Regions from separate parts of the Homo sapiens genome. Here region 2 is linked to region 1. The links are chromatin contacts, found by Hi-C or POLR2A ChIA-PET in ENCODE. All regions are on one chromosome and are shown on one strand. The core of a region is the stretch at or near the end of the contact, and the rest is flanking DNA. Distances in the headings are between cores, read along the strand shown. Region 1 has its middle 8.1 kb from the start of TCEAL3. Region 2 has its middle 28 kb from the start of TCEAL1.

Region 1 (6,014 bases), core at 2,633-5,132:
TGTGGTTTGTTTTATTGCCTAGCATATGGTCTATTCTGGAGTATGTCCCATGTGCATTTGAGAAGAATGTATATTCTTTTGTTGGGTGGAATGTTCCATATATGTCTGTTTGGTCTAGTTGGTTTATAGTGTTGTTCAAGTCTTCTATTTCCTTGTTGATCTTCTGCCTAGTTCTTCTATCCATTATTAAAAGTTGAAAGTCCCCAACTATCCCAACTATTATTGTTGAGTGGTCTATTTATCTCTTCATTTCTGTAAATTGCTTCAGGTATTCTGGTGTGGTTTTTTTCCTTTGTTTTTGTTTTGTTTTGTTTTTTCTTTAGACAGAGTTTTGCTTTTATTGCACAGGCTGGAGTGTAACAGCACAATCTTGGCTCACTGCAACCTCCACCTCCCAGGTTCAAGTGATTCTCCTCCCTCAGCCTCCCAAGTAGCTGGGATTACAGGTGTGTGCCACCACACTCGGCTAATTTTTGTATTTTTAGTAGAGATGGGGTTTCACCATGTTGGTCAGGCTGGTCTCAAACTCCTGACCTCAGGTGATCCACCCACCTCGGCCTCCCAAAGTGCTGGAATTACAGGTGTGAGCCACTGTGCCCAGCCCTCTGGTGCTCTTTTGTTAGGTGCATATATGTTTATAATTGTTATATCTGCCTGATGGATTAACCCTTTTATCATTATACAATGTCCTTCTTTATCTCTACTAACACTTTTTTTTTTCTTAAACTCTGTTTTGTCTAATATTACTGTGGCCACTCCAGAAAGCTGGCTATAGTAAAATCAGACAAAATGATGTATCTTTTTTCATCCTTTTACTTTCAGTCTATTGTATCTTTGAATCTGAAGTTTGTCTGCTATAGACAGCAAATGGTTTGATCTTGGTTTTTTAATTTCCATTTTAACAACTGTCTTTTATTGGATAGTTTAACCCATTCAGACTTAATGTTATTATTGATTTAGTTGGATTTATACCTGCCATTTTACTTTTTGTTTTCTGTAGGTCTCCTGTCTTCCTCGAATCTTCCTTTACCACTTTCTTTTGCATTAACTGAATATTCTCTAATATAGCGTTTTAATTTTTAAAATGATTTTTAAACCATATTTTTTAGTTATTTCCTTAGTGGTTGCTCTAGACTTACCATATACATATTAGCTTATCAGAATCAGCTTCAGATTTATACTAACTTAATTCCAGTGAGATATAGAAATGTTATTTCTATATCATTCTATTTCCTTCTCCATTTTTGTCATATTATTGTTATGTATGTTACAACTATACATCTGACAAACTCAACAATACATTATTATAATTATTGCTTTATATGAACTTATGTATTTTAAAGAAGCTGAGAGAAGAGAGGAGAACGAGTATATGTTAATAGGTTTTGACCTTCTTAGATATCATTTTTAGATCTCTTCAGTTGGTTCCTATGGATTTCTTGTTGGGAGTAATTCCTTTGCTAATGTAATACTTAATGGTGTTCCACATTTCTCTGAGGCACTGTACATTTGTATTTAGTCTTTTCTTCTCTTGGTTATTCAGATTGCATAATTTCTATCAATTTACCTTCAAGTTTACTGATTCTTTTGGCAGTTCAAGTGTAATACTGAATTTTTCATTTTAGTTATTGTACTTTTGAATCCCAGAATTTCAATTTGTTTTAAAAATAATTTCTATGTCTTTGATATTTTATATTTGATGCAACATCATCATATCTTTCTTTACTTCTTTAATCATGGTTTCTTGTAGTTCTGTGAACATATTAATAATAGCTACTTTGAAGTCTTTGTTCAAACTGACATCTGGCCACTCTCACAAGGAGCTCCTAGTGTCTGCCTTTTTCTGGTATATGGGTTATACTTTCCTGTTTCCCTGCAAATCTCATAATTTTTTGTTGAAAACTGAGCATTTTGGATAATATATTGTAGCACCTCTGGGTACTATTTTCCTCTTCCCCATCTGGAGCTTTTTACTGATATTTGCATATTTATTTATTTAGTGATTAGCTAGATTATTTTAGTAAACTCTGTGCTTGCACAATGTGAAGCCTGTTATGTTGCTCACCAGAAGGCTCAGCCTTGGTTGTGCCCACAGTCACCTTTGGCAGGGCTTTCCTTGACTGTTTTTTTCCCTGACCATACCCAGCTGTTTAGCTCCACTAATTACCTGCTGATTGCCCTATTGTTTTCAACAATGCCCTGGGGCATAAATGATTCCACAGACAGATTTGTTCTAATCCCAGTGGGTCTCCTCCCAGCTTTCTCTGTCCCAGGTTGTCTCCAGCAAACTAGTGGGCCTACAGCTTAGTCTGCATCTCCAATGAATCTACCAATGTCCTCTCAATTGCCTTTCACCACGTGTGGTGTTTTCTGGCACTATTTCTGACATCAAATGTGTGGTGTTTTCTAACACCTACCAATTCTCTGATTCTCTGGCACCAACTGGGTGTCCTACAATTCAATTTAATTCTGATATTAATTCCTCAGAGTTAGTGCAGACCCTACAGTTTAAGGGCTTTTAAGTATAAGACTGCCCTCCACTTCAGATGGCAGCTGCAAATGGGGTGCCCAACCTACCCACACTTCAGCCTGGGCTAGTACAAATTTGAGGGTTCTGTAAACCAAAAAGTGACTGAGGCAGATCTCAATTGATTAGAGGTTTATTTTGCCAAGGTTGAGGACACACCTAGGAAAATGAAACACAAGTCACAGTAGGATTGGTGACCTGTGGTTTTCCCACAGAGGGCTTTGGGAACTTCAGTATTTAAAGGAGAAAGAGCAAGCAAGAGGGGAAGAAAAAAAAGGAGGATGGGTAGGCAATGAGGCAAGTGGTTACATTCTTGTGAGGCTCTGATTAGCACTCAGTGAATCTACATTTTACATGTAAAAAGAAAGGAGTAGAGGAAAAGTCAATTATGCATTCATCTCATGCTCAGTACATCTACATTTTACATAAGATAAAGTAAGCATGTGAAATTACAGCTATTTGGGAACAAATGGAAGGCAGTTTTTGGATGACTCAGTTCCCAAGCTTAATTTCCCTTTTGCCATAGTGAGTTTGGGGTCCTGAGAGTCTATTTTTTATTCACAGTTCTCATGACTCCCTTCTTGAGTTCAGTAATTTACTGGAATGACTCACAGAACTTAGAAAAGTGCTTTGCTTACTATTACCAGTTTATTGTAAAGGATACAACTCAGGAAGAGCCTAATGGAAGACATGCATAAGGTAAGATATGGGGTATATTTGGCACAGAGCTTCCATGCCTTTTCTGGGTGCTCCATCTGATCAGTACATCAATGTATTCCCAACCCAGAAGCTCCCGAGCCCCATCATTTAGGGATTTTAATGGAGGTTTTATCGTATAGGAATGATTTATGTAATCATTGGCCACTGGTAATTGAACTCAATTTTTATCCCCTCTCCAATCCCTGGAGGTCAGGAGCAAGGCAGAAAGTTCCCATCCTGTAATCATGTATTTGGTCTTTCTGGTGTCCAGTCCCCATCCTGAAGCTATCTAGGGGTCTTACCCTAAGTCACCTCATTAGCATAAATTCAGGAGTAGTCAAAAGGGGCTCATTATGAATAACAAAAGACACTCCTATCATTCAGAAAATCCCAAAGGTTTTAGGAGCTCTGTGCCAGGAACTGGGGACATTGACCAAATATATACTGTAATATATATTTTAATATATCATGCACCAGAGCCTCCACTGTTTTTGAGAGCTCCCTTGAACTTGGACTTCTCCATATTCTGTTGCAAATGAATTCCTTTCCTTTGGGAAAAAATTTAGAACTCTCCATTTTACATCCTGCTTCCCTCCCTTCCCTCAGGCAAAATCTCTGAGCCATGGCTCTGGTATTTGTAATATGTATCATAGATTATCACAGTCTACCTTCAAATAATATGATAGCTATCTCTCAGTATACTTAGGGGATTGGTTCCAGGACCCACCACTCCCCAGGATATACAAATCTATGTATACCTAGGTGGGTCCTGGAGTTGGCTCTGCAGAACCCATCTTTGTGAAAAGTCAGCCCTCGCTATAGGCAGACTTCACATCCCACAAGTACAGTATTTTCCATCTCAGTTTGGTTGGAAAAATCCACATCAAAAAACACAGGTCAAACCTGTGTTGTTCAAGGGTCAACTGTAAATGATTTCATGGATAATCGAAGAACCCTACAACTGTGCATTCCCCCTCCCATCTTTTTTTCTATTGTTGTACGTATTAGTCAGGGTTCTCTAGAGGGACAGAACTAATAGGATGGATGTATATATAAAGGGGAATTTATTAAGGAGTATTGACTCAGACAGTCACCAGGTGAAGTCCCACAATAGGCCGTCTGCAAGTTGAAGAGCAAGGAAGCCAGTCTGAGTCCCAAAACCTCAAAAGTAGGGAAGCTGACAGTGTAGCCTTTAGTCTGTGATCGAAGGTCCAAGAGTCCAAAAACTGAAGAACTTGGAGTCTGATGTTTGAGGGCAGGAAGCATCCAGCACGGGAGAAAGATGTAGGCCAGAAGACTAAGCCATTCTAGTCTTTCCACGTTCCTCTGCCTACTTTTATCCTAGTCAGGCTAGCAGCTGATTAGATAGTGCCTACCCAGATTGAGGGTGGGTCTTCGTCTCCCAGTTCGGTGACTCAAATGTTAATCTCCTTAGGCAGTACCCTCACAGGCACACCCAGGAACAATATTTTGCATCCTTCAATCCAATCAAGTTGACACTCAGTATTAACCACCACATTGTACATTTTACTTCTACATATGTTACAAGCCATGTAACACATTGTTCTTATTTTTATTGTAGATAATTATTTCTCTTTAACAGCTTTATTGAGATATAATTCATATGCCTTATAATTCACCCATGTAAAGTGCACAATTCAATGGTTTTTAGAATATTTATGGAGGTGGGCAACCATCACCACTATCCAATTTTACATTTTCATCACCCCTAAAGAAAACCTTCCTATTACCATTTTTCATTCCTGCCCTTCTGCAAGCCCCATGCAACCACGAATCTACTTTCTCTATAGATTTGTTGATATGTCCATTTATTATAAATTGGATAATAAACTATGTGGTCTTTTGTGACTGCCTACTTTCACTTAGCATAATGTTTTCAAGGTTCATCCATGCTATGCCATGTATCAGTACTTCTTCCTTTTTATTGCCAAATACATTGTATAATATACCATATTTGTTTATTCACCAGTTCATGGATTTTTTTTCTATATTTTGGCTATTATGAACAATACTGCTATGAACATTTGTGTATACATTTTGCATGACTGTATGTTTTCATTTCTCTTGTGTATATACCTAGGAATGGAATTGCTGGGTCATATGACACATTATGTTTAACATTTTAAAGAATTGCCAATTTGTTATCCCAAGCAAATGCATTCCCATCAGCAATGTATGAGGACTTGTTTCTCCCCATCCTCACCAAAACTTATTTTCTATCTCTTTCGTTTTAGCCATCCTACTGTGTGTGAAGTGGTATCACTTTGTGGTTCTGGTTTACATTCCCTAGTGACTAATACAGTTGAGCTTCTTTTCATATGCCTATTGGACATTTGTATATCTTCTTGGGAGAAATATCTATTCAAATCATTTGCCCATTTTAAAATTGGGTTCTCTTTTTTTTTAATGGTTGAGTTGTAAGAGTTTTTTATATATTCTGGAAATTAGCTCCTTATCAAATGTATTATTTGCAGTTATTTTCTCCCATCTGGTGGATCATCTTTTCATTTTCTCGATGTTATCATTTGAAGCACAAAACGTTTCCATTTTCATGAAGTAGAATGTATCTTTTGTCATATATGATTTTGTTATTGTATCTAAGTAAAATTGCCTAACTCAAGGTCATGAATATTTATGCATATGTTTTCTTCTAAGAGCTGTATAGTTTTAGCTCTTTCATTTATATTTATGATCTGTGTTGAGTTCACTTTGATGTAGGGTGTGACATAATGTTCTAAATTCATTCTTTGGCATGTGGATATCTAAT
Region 2 (6,014 bases), core at 2,145-4,644, 42 kb before region 1:
GCTATAACACTAAAGCTGTAACAATAAAGAGCTGCTAACACTACAGAGCTATAACACTAACCAAAGGCTCTTTTCAGAGATATCATTTTCCCTGGCAGATGGTGGACCTGAGCAGATGAGCCAGTGGTCATAGTGCTGCTGTCTCATGTGAGACCCACCATTCTGACCAGCAGGCTGGTGGGTTACTGGTCCATTCCAGCCCCCATGTGGCAGCCAAGCCCACCTGTATTAGTCTGTTCTCACATTGCTATAAAGAACTACCTGAGACTCAGTAATTTATAAAGAAAAGAGGATTAATTGACTCACAGTTCCACAGGTTGTACAGGAACCATGGCTGGGGAGGCCTCCGGAAACTTACAATCATGGCAGAAGGCAAAGGGGAAAAAAAGCACATCTTCACATGGCCAGGAGGAGAGAGAGAGAGAGAGAGAAAGAGAGAGAAAGAGAGAGAGAAAGAAAGAAGGAAAGAAAGAAAGAAAGAAAGAAAGAAAGAAGGAAAGAAAGAAAGAAAGAAAGAGAAAGAAAGAAAGGAAGAAAGAAAGAGCGAGGTACACACTTTCAAACAACCAGATCTCATGAGAACTCACTCACTATCATGACATCATCCAATCACCTCCCACCAGGACCCTCCCCCAACATTGAGGATTATAATTCAGCATGAGATTTGGGTGGTGACACAGAGCCAAATCATATCACCATCCAAGCTGAGGAAACCTGGAGAGACCTTCACCCGGGTCCCACATAGAACATTGGTCATCATGATTTTGGCTACTGTGCATGAATGAGTGTTCCCTCCACCCTCTCCCACAATATTAGGTAAGCTGGGGAATAAAAGCCTTTGGCTATGTGTTCAGTTAAAAGTCGCCCATTGTTTGATTGCCCTGAAACACGTCCTTGTCACCCCTTCCCCTAGTCTTTTCTCTTATGACTTCATTTTGTTGCTCCACCAGTTGTTTTATTTTCATTTCTGCAATGTGTGTTTTGTTTGCACTCTTATGTTTGCTTTGATTTTCTGATAACTGTATATGGGCATTTGTTTAAGGCAGGACACTTGGTTGTGAGAGGCTCCCTATTGTGTTGACTCTGGGAAACCAGAGTCACATTGTTCTGTGACCCCAACTTGGGTTTGGGTTCACTGTTGGCCACCCCCTGGATGGATGCCCCTGGCATTTGGTGATGGGACCCTCACTGGCTGAAACTCTGGTACTCTGGGTTTTCAGCATTTGCATTTTCAGCTGCCTTCCAGATGCTCTGGGGTTTTCAGCATTGACATTCCCTCTAGGATTGTGGGTTATAATCCCTCGCCCTAGGGGAATAGTGATCTTGCCTTTTTCTGCCCTGAAGTTAGAAGTTATTATTTCCCTAATAGGCAGTCACAGACTCCTTCTTGTGTGCTGACTTGAGCAACTGTCTTGCTCAAACCTCTCTAAGCTGAAGGAACAGGGAGTTCCTAGGCTCCTGGCCTGACAGACAACCACCTACAACGGTAGAAAAGTGGTTGCCTGAACATTTATTTTGGTGTCTCCGCTGCTGGATAGGTTCTCCAGCAAGTCAATACCTCTGAGGTGTCCCCTTGGGTAATACTGTTTCCCTCTTCCCCTCCTCCCTTCCCATTCACCATTTGTTTAGCCCTCCTCTCTGCTTAACCCTCACTGTGGATTTTAGGCTCAACATTCTACTGTCCATTTGTAGCTTGTAATCCACTTTTGTAATGCCTTGCTATGTATACTTACACCTTCTCTGCAGGAAGTGAGAGAATCTAAAAGTGAAAAATAATGACTCAGTTGCTTTCCCTTTTGCTAGACTTAGGAAGACTTCTGCGTCCTCTAAAACTTCTGTATCCATGGGGACAATGACGAGCGTCTCAGAGGACTCACGACTAGGATGTCTTTTAGGCTATTGGAGCAAATTCAAATTTGGTTTAATGAAAAAGAAACTCATTTTCTATTGCAACATGGTTTGGGTTCCGTACAAATTAGAAAACCAAATTTGGCGTAAACATGGTTCTATATATTGTAATGATAATTTACAACTGGACTTATTCTGTAAAAAAGAAGGAAAATGGGAAGAGGTCCCTTATGTACAGGCTTTTATGACCCTTTACTGGCTCATGTTACTTCCAGGCACCAGACAGCTCCATCTGAGGATCCCCTCCTTGCTGGTTCTCCTAGAAGGCCTATGCCTTTCCCAGAGTCTCCCCAGTCCCCCAATTCTGAGGGGGGTCCTGCCAGTGCTCTAACAAAGGATTCTAGCTCAAGGTCATCAGACACTCCTCCCCCTCATCCAACTAGCCCCAGCTTATACCCCCATTTCCCCCAAAATAAGCCCAATCAATACTACCAGGAGTGGAGCCTCATATTAGCCCCTAAAGTAAAATCTGTGTCCATTGCAGGAGGTAGCTAATGGAAATGGGGTTACATGTGCCATTTTCTATATCTAATTTGGATTTATATGAGGAAAAATTTGGCCAGTTTTCAGAAAATCCAGAAAAGTTTATACAGGCATGTGTTATGTTGACCATGTTCTTTGATTTAACTTGTCATGACTTAGAAATATTGTTATCTGTTCGCTGTGCTGTGGGAAAAAAGTGGAGGGAAGTATCTGTGGTTAAGCCAGTCAATTATGACAGAGCTAGAAATATAACTCAGGTAAAAGACGAAAATCCTGTTCTGTTTCTGGGTCGTTTGATAGAGGGACTCAGGAAATATACCAGTGCAGACCCAGACCCCCCAGAAGGGCAAGCTTTCCTGGGTGTACATTTTATTACTCATCCTGCACCTGACATTAGGAGGAAGATACAAAAAGCAGCAATGAGACCTCAAATCCCAATGAGCTAACTCTCTTTATTTATTTATTTTTTTGAGACAGAATCTTGCTCTGTTGTCCTGGCTGGAGTGCAGTGATGCCATCTTGACTCACTGCAATCTCCGCCTCCTGGGTTCAAGCTACTCTCATGCCTCAGCCTCCTGAATAGCTGGGATTACAGGCACCCGCCACCATGCCTGGCTAAGTTTTGCATTTTTAGTGGAGACAGGGTTTCAGCATGTTGACCAGGCTAGTCTCAAATTCCTGGCCTCAAGTGATCCACCCACCTCAGCCTCCCAAAATGCTGGGATTATAGGCATGAGCTACTGCACCCAGCCCCTAAGACCCAGATCTTAGATGAGGACTTTAAAGTTTACAACAATAGGGACAGGGCAAAATAGGTGAGAAAACAAAAACAAAAACAAAAAATAGCCAAAAAGTGCAATCATTAACAGTTGCTTTAAGTCCCCTGCCACGTCAGAATTACCCATCCCAAGAAAGCATCACGAGATTGGCATCTGATATGCCCAGATAAGAGCCCTGACTCACTGGCCCACTGATTCACTAGGCCAGAATCAGCGTGCCCAGTATAAACAAAAGGGTCATTGGCATGAGAATGTGCTAACTGCCCCTGGTGACACATAAAAAAGCTCCCCATCACTATTAGAGCTAACCTTCTTTTACTAGCCCCAGTGAGCTGCCTCCTCAAGTAAGTTTATTGGGAATGTTGGACCCTTGGCCCAATGGACAGCTTCCCACAATGGCAGTTTTTTGACTCTAAGTCTCTTGGCCAAAGGAAATTCCAAAGAAGTCTAAAACAAACAAACAAAGAATTCAGGCCATGATGGGAAACAGGAGGTTGGACACACCTCCCTATGCCCTCTTTGAAATTTAGGCTTTGTTCACAAGGCCCTTCAAGAATATAGAAATAAAGTATCACCTCTAACCAGGAGACTTAGTCTTACTAAAAAGAAGGATCCCCTGAAGATCAATTACAACCCAAATGAAAAGGTCCTATATCAGGCTGTTCTCACGTAGCTATAGAGAAATACCTGAGACTGGGTAATTTATAAAGAAAGGAGGTTTAATTGGCTTATGGTTCTGTGGGCTACACAGGAAGCGATGCTGGCATCTGTTTGGCTTCCGGGGAGGCCTCAGGAAATTTACAATCATGGTGGAAGGCAAAGGGAGAGAGCAGGCACTTCACATAGCCAGAGCAGGAGCAAGATACAGAGGTTCCACACACTTTTTCTTTTTTTTGAGTTGGAATCTCACTCTGTCACCAGGCTGGGGTGCAATGGCAAGATCTTGGCTCACTGCAACCTCTGCCTCCCAGGTTCAAGCGATTCTCCTGCCTCAGCCTCCTGAGTAGCTGGGATTACAAGTGCGTGCCGCCACGCCTGGCTAATTTTTGTATTTTTAGTAGAGACAGGGTTTCACCATGTTGGTCAGGCTGGTCTCGAACTCCTGACCTCGTGATCCGCCCATCTCAGCCTCCCAAAGTGTTGGGATTACAGGCATGAGCCACTGCGCCTGGCCAGTTCCACACACTTTTAAATGACCAGCTGTCATGAGAGCTCACTCACTGTTATGAGTACAATACCAAGGGGATGATACAAAACCATTCACAAGAAATATGACCCCATGCTCCAATCATCTCCCACAAGGCCCCACCTCCAACACTGGGGATTACAATTCAACATGAAATTTGGATGGGGGCACAGATCCAAACCATATGAGGCCCCTATCAGATATTGTTAAATACCCTCACCACCATTAAACTTCAGGGAATAACTACTTGGATACACCTATTTGGGATTAAATATGTTCCTTATGAGTCACAGGCACAAAGGGAGGACAGCACAACCTACATGATATGGTTTGGCTGTGTCTCCTCCCAAATCTTATCTTGAATTGTAGCTCCCGTAATTCCCACATGTTGTGGGAGGAACCCGGTGGGAGATAATTGAATCATGGGGGTGGTTCCCCCATACTGTTCTCATGGTAGTGAGTAATTCTCATGGTATCTGATGGTTTTATAAGGGGAAACCCCTTTCAATTGGTTCTCATTCTGTCTTGCTTGCCGCCATGTAATACATGCCTTTCACCTTCTGCCATGATTGTGAGGCCTCCCCAGCCACATAGAACTGTGAGTCCATTAAACCTCTTTTTCTTTATAAATTATCCAGTCTCAGGTATGTCTTTATCAGCAGCATGAAAATGGACTAATGCACTACATCTATAAACCTCTCCTACCCATTTAAAAGAATCAACACTCAGCCAGAAGTGATAACTTAATGCTGTGGGTGGGAATAGGAGCATTAATTTTTACCTCTTTTTTTTTTTTTTTTTTTTACTGTAATACTTCTTTTCTATCACTTTAGCCAGCTGCCTCCTCCTGGGAAATATCTCTTTTGTCCTTGTTGGGTGTTCAGCCAATCTAAGGCCCAACTGTACACTATGCTGCCACTGTTAATCCTCTTTTCTCTCCCAATTACCCTGATCCAGTATGGATGGGAACAAAACTATATAGTAAATATTTCAAAATTATAGCATCAGGGAATCATCTTTATGGTTGCTGGATTTGTCATTAACATCTCCAGGGTAGACAGTTCTGTTTTCTGGCCTATCCAGAAAATCTCATGGCCATCTCTCCAGACCTTCTGACTAATCATGGTGATCCCAAAGTACCCAAACCCCTATTTGTTAACTGGAACTCTCCCCCAGTTAATAGATTCCACCTGAACTCCCCACCACCACTATTATGTAGACCTGGGAAGTTGGGTATTTTTATCTCCAGTGCACTAATGTTTCTACCGTTTGCACTCACTGTTGTGTTAATGACACAAAAGTAGAAGTTTCCCTGCAATGCTCTGATGCAACTTTAGTTGTCAAATTCTCGAGGCTGCAGTGAGGTAAATGGGATTCCATTTGTAAGTGAGGAGAGCAAATATGATGCCTTTTCCTAGATCAGAACATACAGGGGAAAACAGTTATCTAATCTTGGGAGCGGAGAGTACCATTCCCTTCTGGAAAAGAAGATTGTTTGGCCACCCCCATTGCAACAGGGAAAGAACATCTCTATAGGCCCAATTTGGCAGCAATGGATACACATCACACCCCATAGTGTCTCTATTTGTGCCCCAACTTGGCTCATTTTTTTGTGGCCACAAATGGAGAAAAGGTACGTCCCATAACCATTCCTGACT

Evidence for each region. A loop is a pair of places that touch in the nucleus more often than their neighbours do. ChIA-PET counts read pairs that join two places held with the same protein, here RNA polymerase II (POLR2A).
Region 2: a map of PC-9 shows a loop between it and region 1 (2.8-fold over the local background). The contact joins two enhancer-like sites. A Hi-C loop is called at or near these places in 2 of 168 maps with a recorded cell type or tissue (CD14-positive monocyte and PC-9). POLR2A ChIA-PET finds 5 or more read pairs at or near these places in 6 of 52 experiments (A549, HEK293T, Panc1 and 3 more).

What each region holds. Positions count from the first base shown.
Region 1 is chrX:103,613,044-103,619,057 of GRCh38, reverse strand. No RefSeq gene overlaps it. Among named protein-coding and RNA genes, the nearest start is that of TCEAL3, 8.1 kb to the right of the region's middle. Within about 2 kb of position 3,882, at least 2 of the 41 ENCODE cell types and tissues checked have a DNase peak (open chromatin) inside an H3K27ac peak, as active enhancers do; they include PC-9, where a contact is called at or near this core.
Region 2 is chrX:103,654,196-103,660,209 of GRCh38, reverse strand. No RefSeq gene overlaps it. Among named protein-coding and RNA genes, the nearest start is that of TCEAL1, 28 kb to the right of the region's middle. Within about 2 kb of position 3,394, at least 5 of the 41 ENCODE cell types and tissues checked have a DNase peak (open chromatin) inside an H3K27ac peak, as active enhancers do; they include PC-9, where a contact is called at or near this core.